Regions from separate parts of the Homo sapiens genome. Here region 1 is linked to region 2. Evidence: read pairs that join two places in POLR2A ChIA-PET (ENCODE). Cell type or tissue: PC-3. All regions are shown on one strand. Each heading gives the region's core, and the rest is flanking DNA. Links, peaks and the distances in the headings are about the cores only. Region 1 overlaps CAMK2D (calcium/calmodulin dependent protein kinase II delta). Region 2 has its middle 280 kb from the start of ARSJ.

The links. Peaks named below come from ENCODE experiments on the same cell type or tissue, not always from the same donor. Only the 100,000 strongest peaks of a DNase experiment are listed, where the experiment ranks them.
Region 1: POLR2A ChIA-PET joins it to region 2 with 5 read pairs; 1 of 35 experiments calls an interaction of 5 or more read pairs at or near these places.

What each region holds. Positions count from the first base shown.
Region 1 is chr4:113,642,271-113,650,730 of GRCh38, forward strand. All of the region lies in intron 3 of CAMK2D (calcium/calmodulin dependent protein kinase II delta), which reads right to left. Among named protein-coding and RNA genes, the nearest start is that of CAMK2D, 120 kb to the right of the region's middle. RefSeq lists a silencer at 1,283-1,577, enhancers at 3,422-3,926, 3,683-3,827 and a cis regulatory region at 3,750-3,761. In PC-3, for the core only: no CTCF peak of the experiment used is centred there; DNase peaks (open chromatin) are centred at 3,741 and 4,291; H3K4me3 peaks cover 705 bases; H3K27ac peaks cover 1,564 bases.
Region 2 is chr4:114,259,272-114,267,731 of GRCh38, forward strand. No RefSeq gene overlaps it. Among named protein-coding and RNA genes, the nearest start is that of ARSJ, 280 kb to the left of the region's middle. In PC-3, for the core only: no CTCF peak of the experiment used is centred there; no DNase peak of the experiment used is centred there; H3K27ac peaks cover 497 bases.

The sequences.
Region 1 (8,460 bases), core at 1,633-5,632, 620 kb before region 2:
TGGATATAGGAATTATTTATTATGATTTCCATTCAGGATGGGCTCTGCAGAGTCATTTCTATCTCAAGGAAGCTATAAGTTATAATCTTAGTAAAGTGAAAAATTGAGGGACAGGTAGGAGGATTCCAGAACTACTCCCTTCCAGGGTTGGAGAAAATCAAGGCATATCTGAACACTACCAGAATGTCCACTCACCTCCATTCCCTGTCTCCCACATTCCTCACACATACAAGTGTCATCAGAAGTGGACAGATGGACATGCTAAGGCTGAATTAAACCCAAACTGATACCAACTTAGCAGCGGAGTGAAGCTATTTATCCCTCCTCCCTTTTTTGGGCAACAATAGCCATCTAGGCTAAAGGCTTATTTTCTTTTCCATAAAGAGATGGCAAAAGCATACTTCTCCTCTGATAAGGCTGTCTGTGGAAGCTGGTTAGAACAAGGGACATTCTTTTTTTCTTTTTCTTTTTTTTTTTTCAAGATGGAGTCGCGCTCTGCTAGAAAGGCACCAACTGCCCACCAGGGCAAGGGCAAAGCCTTCATGATCCAAAGCCTCCCATTAGGCCCCCTCTCATACAGTTTCTACCCTACACCTTGCTGCACTGGAAATTATGGTTGCAATAAGAGTTTGGGCAGGGTCAAGTTACATCCAAACCATAGCAGAGACCATGCTAAACTATATCTATAAAATAAAAGAAAGATACTACAATTTAAAATGAAAAGCTAGAAAAAGGGAACATCTGAACAGTATTACCAAATCATTTACAAATAGATATGTAACAAAAGAAGAGCAGAAACTATCTGTGTCCTATAAATCAAGATTAGAAATTAAACAATCAAAATACCAAATGTTTTAATCCACAAAACTGAAAGTCTTTCCTGGAAGACAAGTGACATTACATTTCTTCAATCTATATTCATTCAAATATATGCTAAAAGTATTATATTTCAATAGAAAGGGATAATTCTGTCTTCCAAGATATAAGATACAAACATGATAAAAAAGTTTTTAAAAAAAGTCCAACAAGGGCAGAAGCACTAGTGTAGAGAGTTGGGAGGATAAAAGGGCAAAGCCAGAGGCAAGTATGATAGGTTCAGATCAGAAACAGGGCTGTCTATGAAGTCATACCTGGGTGCTCATGCACCCAAATTTAAAGTGTGTAGAACAAATAGTCCAGGGCCCAATAAAAGCAAGTCAAAAAACAAGAGCTAAGCCAGCTGTATCAATCACCAGTCATAAGAACAGGGTCCGGACTGTGTTCATCATTTTTGGAGGTCAGGGAATTCTGATAAGCTGCTGACAGAAAGTAAGAATTGTTCTCTATTTTGGCAGCTCACAGTCTACATCTATGTACAAAAGTAAGTGAATGAGAGTAGGTCAGTATCTCCCACGCTTAGCAGCGGAAACCATCAGACTTTCCTCCCACCGACCATCTTGATAATCTGCTGGATTTGGCTCTTTGCCTTGATTCCAAGTGCTTATTTCCCTTTCCAGGGGAAATTTAAATTATATCTGATAAGGGCCAACAAGTTCAGAGTTGTATCACCCTCTCTGAGTAATATCAGACTACTCCTCAGTGTCATGTTAAACTCAAATTAAACTGGACAGAGTATTTATGGGGACCCAGGCCAGCTTTACAAGTGAAAAATAGGCCCAAAGAATAAAGTAATTCTCTTCATGAGATATTTGCAAATCAAGGTGAATACAATATGCTTTTCTGTACTCTGAAAAATGGTCTTATATTACATCAAATTATGTCATTCTAGTTTATACCTATTATTGTCAGAAGAAGTTTGTGTAATTAAGAAAGGCAAGCTCACAACTGAAGTGATTCTAACTTTGACTTCATAAGACGTGCAGACCCTGGTATACTCAGGGTGTTTTGAGAAAGATGGGGAAACAGATGGGTTCAAAAAGAAAAAGACCTCAATAAAATCAGAAGAAACAGAAAAAATAATATCTTGTCAGATTCTTGGCTTAGATGGTTACAAATCTGCCAAATGAAGACAAAGCTGACCTATATCATAAATGGGACAAAAGTTTAAAAGTAAGAGCAAAAGTCAGGAGTCAAAATTATTCTAGAAGCAGCACTTGTGTGTAAATTCAAAGGTAATCTGAAATAGATCATCAGTTCCCAAGGAAAATGAATAAAGGGAAGCCTTGAGTAGTCTCAGCTTAAGTCTAAAATTCATAGGTTACCTAGGTGTGGTGGTTGGCAGATGAAGGCACCAAGAGGTAGGCAGCTATTATCCAGAGCTTTATCATGAGGCAAGAAATCTAGTCAATGGGCAACCGAGAAGGTAGGTAACAATAAGACCAACAGCAAGACTGAAACAAAACCAAGCAACAGGTGTAAGGCTTTTTGTATCACATTAGACCTAGAATTGAGAGCTGAGCTAAACCAGAAATCAGAGTTGAAATGACACTATCTTCCAGAATTAGAGAAACTCAGAAGTGGGAAGCAAAGCAGATCATCACTGCACCCAGATATTTTAGCTTCTCCCTTCTAGGATTCAGAATCTACAAAGTGGCCGGGAGACACAAATAAAGCTATTTGTCAGATCCAAGAAAAAAAAGCATTAGGGAGTTCAGCAGACCTCCAAGGTCCAAGTAATCCACAAAGATGAAGTCATCTCACTGTAGAGCAGGGGTCAGGAAACTATAGCTCAATTGCCAAATTCAGCTCACCACCTATTTTTGAACAGCCTGTACTGAGAATTTTTTGTTGTTGTTGTTGTTTTTTGTTTTTGTTTTTGTTTTTTGAGACGGACTCTCGCTCTGTCGCCCAGGCTGGAGTGAAGCGGCACAATCTCGGCTCACTACAAGCTCCACCTCCCGGGTTCACGCCATTCTCCTGCCTTAGCCTCCTGAGTAGCTGGGACTACAGGCGCCCGCCACCACGCCCAGCTAATTTTTTGCATTTTTAGTAGAGACAGGGTTTCACCATGTTAGCCAGGATGGTCTCGATCTCCTGACCTCATGATCCGCCCGCCTCAGCCTCCAAAAGTGCTGGGATTTTAGGCATGAGCCACCATGCCCGGCCTGAATGTTTTTTACATCTTGAGATGGATTAAATGAAATTCAGATTTTAGTGTCCATAAGTAAAGGTTTATTGGAACATAGCCATACCTATTCATTTATGAAGTTTCTGTGGCTGTTTTTGTGCTACAATGACAAAGAGGTAGCACTGCCAGCACAGCCCAAAATATTTACTATTGGGTGCTTTACAGAAAAGTTTGTCAATCCTTGTTCCAGGACAGAGCTCCCAAGTGACAGTGAGAGATAACCAACCTTTCTCTTTCTTTCCTGACTACTGTAGTTTGATAACTTCATTTGAAAAGCAGCTTTTTGCTTGGAAGGGTAGAGTAGTCAAATAAAGGGCTACCCTAGAATAAGGTTTATCCAACCTTATCTGAAAGGCTAGGTAATCCAGCAAGGAGAAAAAAAAAAATCCATGACATTTATTGATAGTGCTGTTCTGCTTTCTGGAGTATCATCAAAATGCTCCCGAGGAAGGTAAGGAAGCAGCTAGCAGTTTTAGGTGTCTGCCACATAAAAGAGACCATGAGCCCCTCACACTCCTGACAAAGATGATTCAAATGCTGCAGGGTGTATGAGAAACACATCAAAGATCACCAAAAGGGTCTGGGCCAAGATTCCAGCCAGCAGAATAGGAATTTCAGAATACGATAAGGAGATGTTAAGGAAGGTCAGGCAGTAAAAAGAGGTTTGCTGACTCATGTGGTTTGTTGACTTAGCAAGTCAGGGAGAAGTCAATTGTTTGCTCTCCTGTTTTACAGTCTTTAGGTGTGGGCCAGCCCAGGGCCATTGATAGTCATTTTAGCCAGAAGGAAAGCAAAAGCCTGCAGATGAACTTAAACAAAACAGCTGTGCCATAAGTTAAAATTTATGCTTTTCTCTTAATAGAAGTGTTTGTTCCTCTTCAGATAATCTAAACTTGAACTTAAAAAAAATATATGTACCCACACGTTGTTTAACTCCTATAGCATGTATTTATTGAGCGCAGACTCTACGGCAGGTGCTTTTTTAGGTACAATAATAAACAAGAAAAGTCCATGCCCTCATGAAGTTTTACATACTACTGGGTAGAAAACAATCAAATCAACAAGTAAATATACAAAATCTTGTTAAGTGCATCAGAGATAAAGCAAGAAGGATGCTAGGGAGTGCTGGGTGGGGCATGGGGGAGGAAGGCTGCTCTTTCACACACAGCTGTCAGGGCAGGCCTCCACTTTGGATGAGCAAAGGCCTGCAGGAAGTGAGCCAGCATGCCTCCTTGCTGTATCCTCAGAAAGAACTCCAGGCAAAGGCCCAGCAGGAGGATATCAGGAACAGGTGAAGAAATGCAAGGAGCCCAGAGGGGTTGGAGCAGAGCAACTGAGGGGGAGAGAAGCTAAGATCAGAAGAACAATAAGCTAAGAAGGGAGAGAGGGTGTTCATTGTGGAAGGCCTTGCAAGCCTTGCATGCCATCCCCTCGTTCTCTGAGTGCAGTGGGAAGCCACTGATTAGTTTCCGAGGAGAGGAAAGACATGGTCAGACTTGCAGTAGCCAGAGTAATCCTGTTAAAATTAAATCGGATATTGTCACTTCACCATTTAAACATTAAAACCTTCCCAAATGAAAAACAAATAACTGCATCATAAACCTCCAACCTATTTATTATCTCAAAAAATAATGTTTTCTAGTTTACCGAAAAACCTCATGATAGCCTTACATAATTTTTTAAAAAATTTCACTGGAAGGTGTTTTGCAGTTGTTACACCATAGTAACACATCACTGATTCAGATTAATTGGGGAAAAGACCCGTCAAAATTAGTTAAAAGACTAAATTATTCTATTATATTTAAATAGCTTTCATTACCTTTTTGTGTGTGAAGGAATCAGGATTGCCAAGGTTGCCTAATAAAATCTGTTCTGATGAATAGATTTATAAGGATTGTAATTAGCATATGTCAGCATCAGACTATGCTACCTTGGCTCTGCTTACCGTACAATTTCTATGCTTCAATTTAATTAGATACAATATAAATTGTTTCAAAAGCAGTTTATTTTCTTTAATAGATTTGTCCTTTACTTAAGAAGATGCACTGCCTACTTTTTTTATGAAAAAGAAAATTGCATGGCCCCAGAAGTAAATCAAATAATGCTGGCTATTTATCTTTTTGTTGTAATTGTAACTCTTACTTTAAATCACTGAGTTCCTCAATATTAGTACTATGGCATTTTGGAGCAGATAATTCATTATTGTGAAGGGCTCTTCTGTGCATTGTAGGATGCTTAGCAGCCTCCACCCAAGAGATGCCAGAATGGCACCCACAACTGTGACAGTCAAAAATGTTTCTACACATTGTCAAATGTCTCCGGAAGGAAGAGAGAGTAGAGGGGGCAAAATCATCCCAGGTTGAAAACTGTTACCTTAAATGAATGATCCTCTGTCTTTCTGTGGGGGAAAAATGGTTCCATCTCTTTTCTCTCATCCATATTATGAATATATTCTTAGAAAATGACCAGAAGATGTAATTTAATTTTGAATGGCAGATTTATATAAGAAATATCAAAAGAAAAGGTCACTGGAATAATCAACACATATGAGAATAACATTTGAAAACCATGTTTTATCAGAGTTCTCTTAGAGAGTTCCTAACAAATAAGCTTAAATGCACATTTGGCACTACAACTTTTAAATGAGAAATTATTTGGGAGAAGGAGATTGGCAGAAGGAAATAATGACCTTCAAAATAGTAACTCATTATAGCTTTAACAAAATTAAGACTGTAGTTAAAATTTATAGTCTTCCTACTTTTCTAAGAGTATAAATTGATATAACCCTATTTAAAATTGGGGTAGTTGGATTATTATTGTAAAAAGAAGCCTATACTGCATTTTTGTACATCTCAAAATATTTTGTTCCCAAATATAATTTCCTTTTATTCATCTAGAATAAAAATTTAGCTGTTTTATATATTAAATGTTTTAAAATATATTCAGAATGAAAGTAATCTAAGAAAATGGCTGTTGTTATTGCTCCTTAAAAGAAGTCAAATTTTTACAAATAAGCATTTTCATCATTCTGTCTATGGCCCCCTTGGTAATATACTGTTGGGCACGTTCATATGCTCTCACTATCCCATACATGTAGATGACTCAAAACATATATTCATACTCTCTACAGCTCTATGTGGTATCCCACATGCAAGTCTGATGGGATATACACAAATGAAAGTAGTTGAGCCAACAAAAGATACATGTTTGGGAAAGGCACAAGGGACCGGTAAGAAGTGAGCTTTACTTTAGTGGACAGAATGGGGGGAAAAAGCACCCTAGAAATAAGTGCTCAACCACAGTTAGGTGGTGATGGAGTTGCTACAGACGTTATGTTGCTTTTTCAGCAGATACTTTGAGCACCCAACTTGACTGCTCTTGACTCAGCAGCATTCAGTCTTAGTCTAAGAAAGATGATCACAGTCACAGCCAAATATTTCCATCCTGAAGAGGATGCTCACATGGTAAGAAGCTTATATCTTCTGCCAAAAAGTGAAAGATCAGGGGTTTGGGTAGTGGCATTTGCGACTTCTAGTCTTCCTTTTTTGTCCATGTTCCCCCATAATGGAAATGTTCCAATCCTTAAAAAAATAATGTTTTCAAATCAGTGAAATTTCTAATTTCTCCCAATGTTTTTTCCTCCTTTGTTGCCTATTGTCAGTTAAAGGGATCAACATCTCTCTAGTCACGCAAACTAGAAACCTCAAAGAAACCTCTTAGCCCATCTGCCACAAGTTAATTGTTGCTCAAGATCTGATTCCACAGCAACATCTTTGGTAGCTTTGCCCTCCTTGCCATCCCTGATCCCATTGCTATGGTTGAGGAACTCATCATGCCTTACACCTACATTCACTCCAGAGACTTTCAGATGCTCTTTCAACACCAATTTTTCCTGACACCACATAATTATGCTTATTACTACTAAATCTGTCCTAAAAAACTGATATAATCATGAGTCGACTAAATAAATCTTAATTAATTCTTTATTTTCTCCAGATTAAAAATCAAATTCCTTCCCAGACTCTCCATTATTATTCTCAATCAACTTTTATTTCTGACACACATATATAATAACGCCAATCATTACAGGTTTTCAGTCATTCAAGTGCGACAAAGACTTTTAACTCTATTTTTTCTTTTGTGGGCCTGTCTTTCTATAATGCTCTTCAGTCCAATCCCTACAACTTTATGGCAAAATTCTGTTCACCATCCAATATATTTCAGTTAAGATTCTTAGCTTGTATGTTAGTGCTCCCATGGCACCTTATTAGTAGTTTCATTATAGTATATAATCACACTATATTTCAGTTGCATACATAATTATTTGTCCTTTAAAATTGTGAACTCTTTTTGGTCAAGGAATATGTCTCATTCATCTTTGTAGTCTACCAGTACTTTAGCTACAACAGAGTTAGCGCTATTCAACTCAATCAAGCTTAACCATTAGAAATGGAAGACAACTGGCCAGGCGTGGTGGCTCATGCCTGTAATCCCAGTACTTTGGGAGGCCGAGGTGGGCAGATCACCTGAGATCAGGAGTTTGAGACCAGCCTGGCCAACATGGCGAAACCCTGTCCCTACTAAAAATACAAAAATTAGCTGTGTGTGGTGGCACGTGCCTGTAATCCCAGCTACTCGGGAGGCTGAGGCAGGAGAATAGCTTGAATGAACCCAGGAGGCAGAGGTTGCAGTGAGCCAAGATCGTGCCACTGCCCTCCAGCCAGAGTGACAGAGTGAGACTTCAACTCAAACAAAGAAATAGGAGACAACTTCCAAATTATGTATAGTTTTATTTTTCTTATCTTTCATTTTACCTTTCCCCAGATTAATATAATTTCCTTTAATTCCAATATCAAATGTGGACATAAAACTAATCTAATGATTGTTTAAGAAATTAGACGGCTGGGTGTGGTGGCTCATGCCTGTAATCCCAGCACTTTGGGAGGCTGAGGTGGGTGGATCACGAGGTCAGGAGTTCGAGACCAGCCTGGCCAACATGGTGAAACCCCATCTCTACTAAAAATACAAAAATAGCCAGGCATGGTGGTGCATGCCTGTAATCCCAGCTGCTCGGGAGGCTGAGGCAAGAGAATAGCTTGAACCTGGGAGGCAGAGGTTGCAGTGAGCCGAGATCGTGACACTGCACTCTAGCCTGGATGACAAGAGTGAAACTCCATCTCAAAAAAAAAAAAAAAGAAATTAGAGAAAAATATAATGGGTGGAAACAAATTAAATTAACATTTCATTTATTAAATTTTTCAAAAGATTTCGAAAAAACATTTCCAGATCTAATCAAAATATAATGGGATGTTTTATCACTTCAATTTGAAAGTGAGCATTTTGCTCTAAATGAAAAATAGATAAGACAAAGCATAGCATGTTTTTTGACAAAT
Region 2 (8,460 bases), core at 1,722-5,721:
TGCTACCTTCATGGGGTTTGCATTCTGATAGAAAACAGTAGATAAACATTCTCAATGTACTATGGGTAAGTGCAATGATGAGGGAGCTATGGAATACTGCAGGAACAGAGGAAGGACATTTAAACTGAAACCTAATTAATTAGTCAGGCCAAAGTTTTAAAATGTTACATATAAGTATCCTGAATAAATAATATTTAGAGCTAACTTTTTCATACTCTGTGAATTGAAAACAGGCCACAAAGGTCAACCAAATGTAAAGGTACTGAGGTTTTCTGGAGTCTCATCATCACTGTTTCTCATCAGCTACTATAACAACCACATCAATTCTGATAAATTGTTACTGTTCTTACTTTTAATGTTATTCTTTATTGTCTCTACTCACAACTAGGGTAAAAAAAATTTTTTTTTGACAGATGTCCCTCATTAACATCAATTATGCAGACCAATGGAATTAATCCCAAAGAATTGGAGTGCTAAAAAGCCATTCACTATCTATTTTCTTGTAATCTCTTCTTGAGCATAATAAACAGAACGAACTTATTGGACTGTCTGCTTTGCAAATGTCTGTTCAGATTATTTATCTTCTCTCTGATGGCCTAAAGCAGGACACAGGCCACTGACTACTCCCTTGCTCTCTCTTTAGCTGGAGAGTTTATCTCAGGTCTTCCAATGAAGGCTTGCTCTCTAAAAGGGCTGAGCACACTGTTATGTTATGTCAGAAGACTTTTTGTGATCTTGCCATTACCCGAGAACCTATATCTCTCCCTTACCCTGAAATGGGTAGGCACGTTAAGACTCTCTACCCACTGTAATCCTTGGCAATGTGCAGCAAACTCTCCTGTTGCCTAGGACACCTGAGCTAGTCTTCTATACAGAATGTACATGCAAAATGTAAGAAAAGAATTCACCCTTACTGAGGACTATAACACTGCAATGACCGAGAATATACAAACTCTGCCTGGCTAAGAAATTGAAAATAAGAACTAATATGCCATATTCAGAAATTTTTAATAAGACTCAGAGGACAATTTCAAGAATAGATAGTATAGATCTATGGTTGAATATGCTAAGAAAACAAACAAGAAAGAAATGTATAAAATATGCTAAAAATGCAACTATGCATATGAATTTCCAGATATAGGATTAGAAACAATGACTGAAAGCTGATTTGTCTGATTTAATTAATTCAATAACTTTGGGGTTTATTTGGTCACCTACTTGTAATTAATTGAGCTTGTGATTCCTAGTCAGAAAAGAAAAATAGCAATTAGTATTATGTTTCATTTTTTCTTCTTAAGAAACAAGATCTTGTTCTGTCGCCCAGGCTGGAGTGCAGTGACATGATTATAGCTCACTATAAACTTGAATTCCTGGGCTCAAGCAATCATCCCACTTCAGCTTCCAGAGTAGTTAGAAATACAGGCAGGCACCAACACACCTGGCTAATTTCTAATTTTTTTTTTGTAGAAATAGGACTTCTCTATGTCGCCAGTGCTCATTTCGACCTCCTGGCCTCAATTAATCCTCTTGCTTTGGCTTCCCAAAGTGCAGAGATTACAGTTATGCTTTAATCAATTGGAACAAATATAATAATTGATATAATGAATAGAACTAGCTCTATGTAAAAATACATGGATATAATACATCTAAATAAAAAATACCAGTTGATAACCAAATTCACTGTCATAAATTTAATAACAAAATGGTTGAGAAAATTAGGATATCATCCTCTAAAGTTACACAGGTTAGGCCATCCCTCAACTTGGAAAAAAAACCTAGATTATGCAGAGTTAAATAACCACTGCAAAGGAGAATTCTGTTTAGAGGCATGCAGTTTCACCAGCTGTGGTAAGTTTTTGTGCCTTTTTGGACCATTGTCTAGAAAGCCTGTTATAGATTGCCAAAGGTGATGTTCTATCTGAGGAAAATTTGCTCTCAGAAGTTCTAAGACCCTTATTATTGCCAACAAGGATCCTTGTGTAAGGACCTAGACTGTCATTTGCAACTGGGTTATAAAAATTGTTGTGTCCACAAACAAATGGGGGAACATCCATGCTCATGGATAGGAAGAATCAGTATTGTGAAAATGGCCATACTACCCAAGGTAATGTATAGATTCAATGCTATCCCCATCAAGCTACCACTGAATTTTTTCACAGAATTGGAAAAAACTACTTTAAATTTCATATGGAACCAAAAAAGAGCCTACACAGCCAAGACAATGCTAAATAAAAAGAACAAAGCTCAAAGCATCATGCTACCTGACTCCAAACTACACTACAAGGCTACAGTAACCAAAACAGCATGGTACTGGTACCAAAACAGATATATAGACCAACAGAACAGAACAGAGGCCTCAGAAATAAGACCACACATCTACAACCATCTGATCTTTGACAAACCTGACAAAAACAAGCAATGGGGAAAGGATTCCCTATTTAATAAGTGGTGCTGGGAAAACTGGCTAGCATATGTAGAAAGCTAAAACTGGATCCCTTCCTTATACCTTATACAAAAATTAACTCAAGATGGATTAAAGACTTAAATTTAAGACATAAAACCATAAAAATCCTAGAAGAAAACCTAAACAATACCATTCAGGACATAGGCATGGGCAAAGACTTCATGACTAAAACACCAAAAGCAATGGCAACAAAAGCCAAAATTGACAAATGGGATCTAATTAAACTAAAGAGCTTCTGCACAGCAAATGAAACTGTCATCAGAGTGAACAGGCAACCTACAGAATGGGAGAAAATTTTTGCAATCTATCCATCTAGCAAAGGGCTAATATCCAGAATCTACAAAGAACTTAAAGAAATTCACAAGAAAAAAAAACAACCCCATCAAAAAGTGGATAAAGGATATGAACAGACACTTCTCAAAAGAAGACATTTATGCAGCCAACAGACATACAAAAAAATGCTCATCATCACTGGTCATCAGAGAAATGCAAATAAAAACCACAATGAGATGCCATCTCACGCCAGTTAGAATGGTGATCATTAAAAAGTCAGGAAACAACAGATGCTGGAGAGGATGTGGAGAAATAGGAATGCTTTTACACTGTTGGTGGGAGTGTAAATTAGTTCAACCATTGTGGAAGACAGTGTGGCAATTCCTCAAGGATCTGGAACTAGAAATACCATTTGACCCAGCATTTCCATTACTGGGTATATACCCAAAGGATTATAAATCATGCTACTATAAAGACATACACACAGGTACTTTATTGAGGCACTATTCACAATAGCAAAGACTTTGAACCAACCCAAATGTCCATCAATAATAGACTGGATTAAGAAAACGTGGCATATATACACCATGGAATACTATGCAGCCATAAAAAAGGATGAGTTCATGTCCTTTGCAGGGACATGGATGAAACTGGAAACCATCATTCTCAGCAAACTAACACAGGAACAGAAAACCAAACACTGCATGTTCTCACTCATTAGTGGGAGTTGAACAATGAGAACACATTGTCACAGGGAGAGGAACATCACACACTGGGGCCTGTTGGGGGCTGGGGTGCTGGGAGAGGGATAGCATTAGGAGAAATATCTAATGTAAATGATGAGTTGATGGGTGCAGCAAATCACCGTGGCACATGTATACCTATGTAACAAACCTGTACATTGTGCACATGTACCTTTGAACTTAGAGTTTAATAATAAAAAAAAAATTGTGTCCAATTTTATATTATTAAATAATTTTGGATAAATGATGACTATATGTAACATACATGCAAGTGGCTCCTCCACTATCCCAACCTCTTATGTCCCCCACCCCAGCTGGAAGAGAACAAATATATTGATGTTTGTGTTTGTTGCTTTCTTTCTATCTGTTGAAATTCTCTTAATGATATATTTAGTTTTGCTTGTGCTTTAGCTTCACAAAAATATCATACTATATATGTAGTTTTTACAATTCACATTTTCTTTTCAAAAGTATGCCTAAGATTCATCCATTTTATTGCATGTAAGTCTAATTCATTCACTTTCATTGCTATGTGACGTTCAGCTTTGTGAATATATTACAGCTTATCATGGATACTGGTGCTGCTTTCAGTATTTTTTTCTGCAGTGAACAATGATACTGAGAGGATTTCTTTTGCTTTGTATTTGTCTTTCAAAATATATTTGCAGGAATTTCTCCAGCATGTGTATTGAGGAGTTGAACTGATGAGTCACAGGGTATGTGAATGTTCATGCATTCATGCACGAGATAACATTAAATTGTTATTCCAAAGTGGTTGTATCATTTTACATTCCCATATCAGTGTAAAAGAGATCCTATTGACCTACAAACTCTAAAGCTCAGGATTGCCAAAGTAATTTTTTACTTTGTAATACATATAAATTATTTTGGTAGTACATATAAAACATTTCAATAGTAATTTACATTTCCCTGATTATTAAAATTGAAAACCTTTTCACATATTTATCATGTTGTCTTTTCCTTTTGTGGAATATCTATTCATGTCTTTTGCTTATCTTTCAATTGAATGTCTGTGTCTCCTTTCGAACTTATTTCAACAATTTCTTTATATATTCTGGTTTATGACTCTTCAGCTAGTTATATGTGTTAAAAATATTTGGCCTCATTTTGTAGCTTATTATTTTATTATCTTTTTTGTTGGACAGGTATATCTTTTATTAAATAGAATTTGTTAATTTTAATATAAGTGAATTTATTAAAAATGTTAATGATCAGTGATTGTTGTGTTCCCCTAGAAAATCCTTTCTTGTGCAGAGTAAATAACAAAAAGATTTCTTTCTTATATTTTAACATGGTTAAAGTTTTGTCTTTCATATTTAAGCCTTTAATCTATCTGGAACTAATTTTTATATTTGTTGTGATGTTGAGATTTAATTACTTTTTTTTTCCTTCTGGTTAACTATTCCTCTCAGCACAGTGTATTGAATATTCTCTCCTCACTCTACAGTGTATCTTTAATCATATACTATATTCATATATATGTGGACCTTTTCCTGGGTTTCTTCTTGGTCAAGAAAGTACTTCTGATCTGTTTAAGACTTGACTTTGTAGTCTTCACTTGAGCACAGTATTGCCTGTCTTATTCCACTTTCCTGTCTACGTTGTCCAAAGCTTAACTTAGTAAGAATACTGGAATTTTCAATAATGTTTTTTAATAAAGAGAAAAAAAACCTCCTCATCTTGACTATTTTTCTTCTGCTATATTATTTTTGTTTCTATGTGCTTTTGTACATTTTCCTACAAATGTTGAAAATTCACAAAGTACACTTTTCTCTTATGAAAACATGCTTCAGTAACACCTGCAAAAACTAATGCCAAAACAAAAACAGATACTGTGCTCTTTGCTTAGCACTGCTGATGAATGCCTCATGCTTCTTAAATAGGAGCACTTGTAGACCTCTCTTTGGATTTAGGCAAAAAAAGAACTTATTTTGTACGTTATGTTTCCTAGGAGAGTCCCAATTATTAAGCAATTCTTAATTATATGATGGTTTTTTATCTCCTAACATAAATATTTCTCTGGATGTGGCAGCTGGAATATAAAGTAAGTTGTGGGAATTTAATTGGTTTTGGAAAATATTGGTACAGATTAACTATTGACTAATAAGGACCTCCCAGCTTAAATATTGACTAACAGAACCTCTAGTCTCTGACAATATTTTGAGGTTGTAGTTTTACTAAGGAATGTGGTCTGGTAAAGATTTTTTTTATTTAGACAATTGTCTATTGTTCACCTTCCTAACTTCTTTTCAATGCTTCTTTGAAAACATAGAAAATAGCACTGTAAGTATCTAACATAAATAAAGCATTTATAAGCAAACATTGGATCTAGATATTCAAGTGTGAACAGGTTGAAGAATGTGTTTTGGTTGGCATGATCCTTAGTTCTCCGGGACTTTGTAACTTTATGAGTGCTTACTAATATTTCTCTACTTCTAAATAAGCTAGGGAAGGTTTCTTGGACAAGACTTAGCATGATTCAAGCTATGAGTGCATAAAGAACATTTGAAACCAAAGGACCACAAATTAGATTTTATGTGAAGAGATCTACACACTAAAATGACTGTACCTTCTCTTGCTTTTGCTGTGCCATTCCTTTCCTGTCATTGGAGTTCAAGATAGATCTCTAGAGCGTCCTGATTTAACTTACCCACCACATTATACTGTTTACCCAGCTATTCATCTCAACTTACTTTTGAAATTGCGTTCCATAATTGAAATGTTATTTGACTATATAATTACCAAGTGTCTAGTGTCAGGAGTTTCATAAATTATGCAACATGTGTTCCCTAGCTGCATTATTCTATAATCTGTGGGTTTTCCAGTTCTTTTATGTTGAATGTCATGTCATAACTCATATACATATATAACTCTGACGTGTTGGTTTTACCAACCACTCAGTGCATTAAAAAAATAATAATAAAAGGCTTTGTTTCTGCTACAATAATATTTTTAAATCTGATAAATAGATTACTTCTTGAATAAATTCAAAATTAAAAATCTGTAAAGGAGAATTTCACTAAGATAAGGAAAGGGCTAAATATTGCTAAGAGTCAGAAGTAAATTTAATTAAAATGAAGAACTAGACTTGTAAATAATGAAAAATTTGCCAACCTTCCAGCCACACTTAGTAAACAACTCTTGATTCATCCACTTATTATGAATTTTTACACAATCATCATGAACTTTTGAAAATTATGTAATTTATGACACTGCCACTAAAATCTATGTTTAAAGAAATCATAAAATAACATTTAAACAAGTAATATAAGTTAAATAAAAAATTGATACACAACTATGTGCATGTGTATAGACAGATTTAAATTATGTAGAGAAAAACATACTGTATATAGAAAAATAACTGAAAGAAAATAACAAAAGTTATCAGGAGTTCTCATGGTTGATGTATCTATATTTATTATTTTTATTTTCTAAATTTTCTTTAATATATAATATAGATAATATAACATATGCTGTAATATATTATTTTTTTTTGAGGCAGTGTCTCACTCTGTTGCCCATGCTGGAGTGCAGTGGTACTATCAGGGCTCACTGCAGCTTTGATCTACCACGCTCAAGTGACCCTCCTATCTCAGCTTCCTAAGTAGCTGGGTCTACAGGTGTATGCCACAATACCAGACTAATTTAAAAAATTTTTTTGTAGATGGGCTCTCTCTATGTTGCCCAGACTGGTCTCACACTCCTGGGCTCAAGTGATCCTCCCATCTGGGCCTCACAAAGTGCTGCGATCAAAGGAAGGAGCCACCACATCTGGCTCTGTAATATATATTACAGTATTTATAATATGTATATATTAGTACATGTATATATTTATATTTATATAGTCAAATAAAAAATCTATTCATTGTGACAAATTATTTCTAAATTACCTAATGTGACTTTTCATTATTATTATTCAAAGTGATAGTACCTCATTAAATGTGAATGAAAATTATTATTGAACAAAAGTAATTTAGATAACATAGGGCTGCACAAAAGATAATTTGATGAGTGTGGAATAAGGTAAAAAAAGGTATTGATAATTATACAATATTAATTTGGTCTTGGTTTAAAAAGTCTGGAAATGTTAAAAAATACCAAAAAATACATTGAAATAAATAATTTTATTGTCAACATAATGCATTAAACTGAATAATACTGAAAATGTGGAATCAAGGCTGAAATGATTTAGGTAAATTGAATAAATAATTCTGAAATTTTTAAAACACGCAAAATACAAATATACAAAAATACAAATATACAAATACAAAATACAAATATACAAAATACAAAAATTCCCAAAAGATAAAAGTCATCCATTATATAGAAAATGTTATATGTTTTACCAAAATAAATTTTTCAAATAGTTCCTTAGGTGAATTAAGCATTAAGCAGATTTGTGTTTGATTAGATAGATTTACTTGTATTGATCTAGAGCCCAATTTGAGCCAGATTTTAAAGGGCTGACTGGGTTTTAAATAGGATGTTAGTGAAGAGAAAATTCAACAAAAAAAGAGAGCATAGTGTATGTTCAAGGAGTGGGGCACTGCTAACAGGCTGAAGGATCTATTATGTGTGGATCAGTTAGTGGGAGGAAATGCATGTAGAATCCAAAGGGTTAGGAGCTGGAAATACCACTGTATAAATCTCCAAAGTGAATTTTTCTCCATGGATGTAAAGGGTACAATATTTATCTATTTACACCATTTGGATCATACAATTCCTTGGGTATGATAGGCATTTATTATTGAGCACTTTAATGGGATACTAGACATTCTACACTGTGAACAGTGAGCAAAAACAGAAGAAAAAGGTGCCTTTGTAAAGACTTCATGTGCTATAGTAAATGTAATTTCAATCATAGTGAAAATTTTGGGGAAAGCGAAATGAAGGGAAAGTAGGATTGAATTTATAAGGTATACCAAGGAGTAGAATAAAGAGGAAGCCCTTTATTATTTT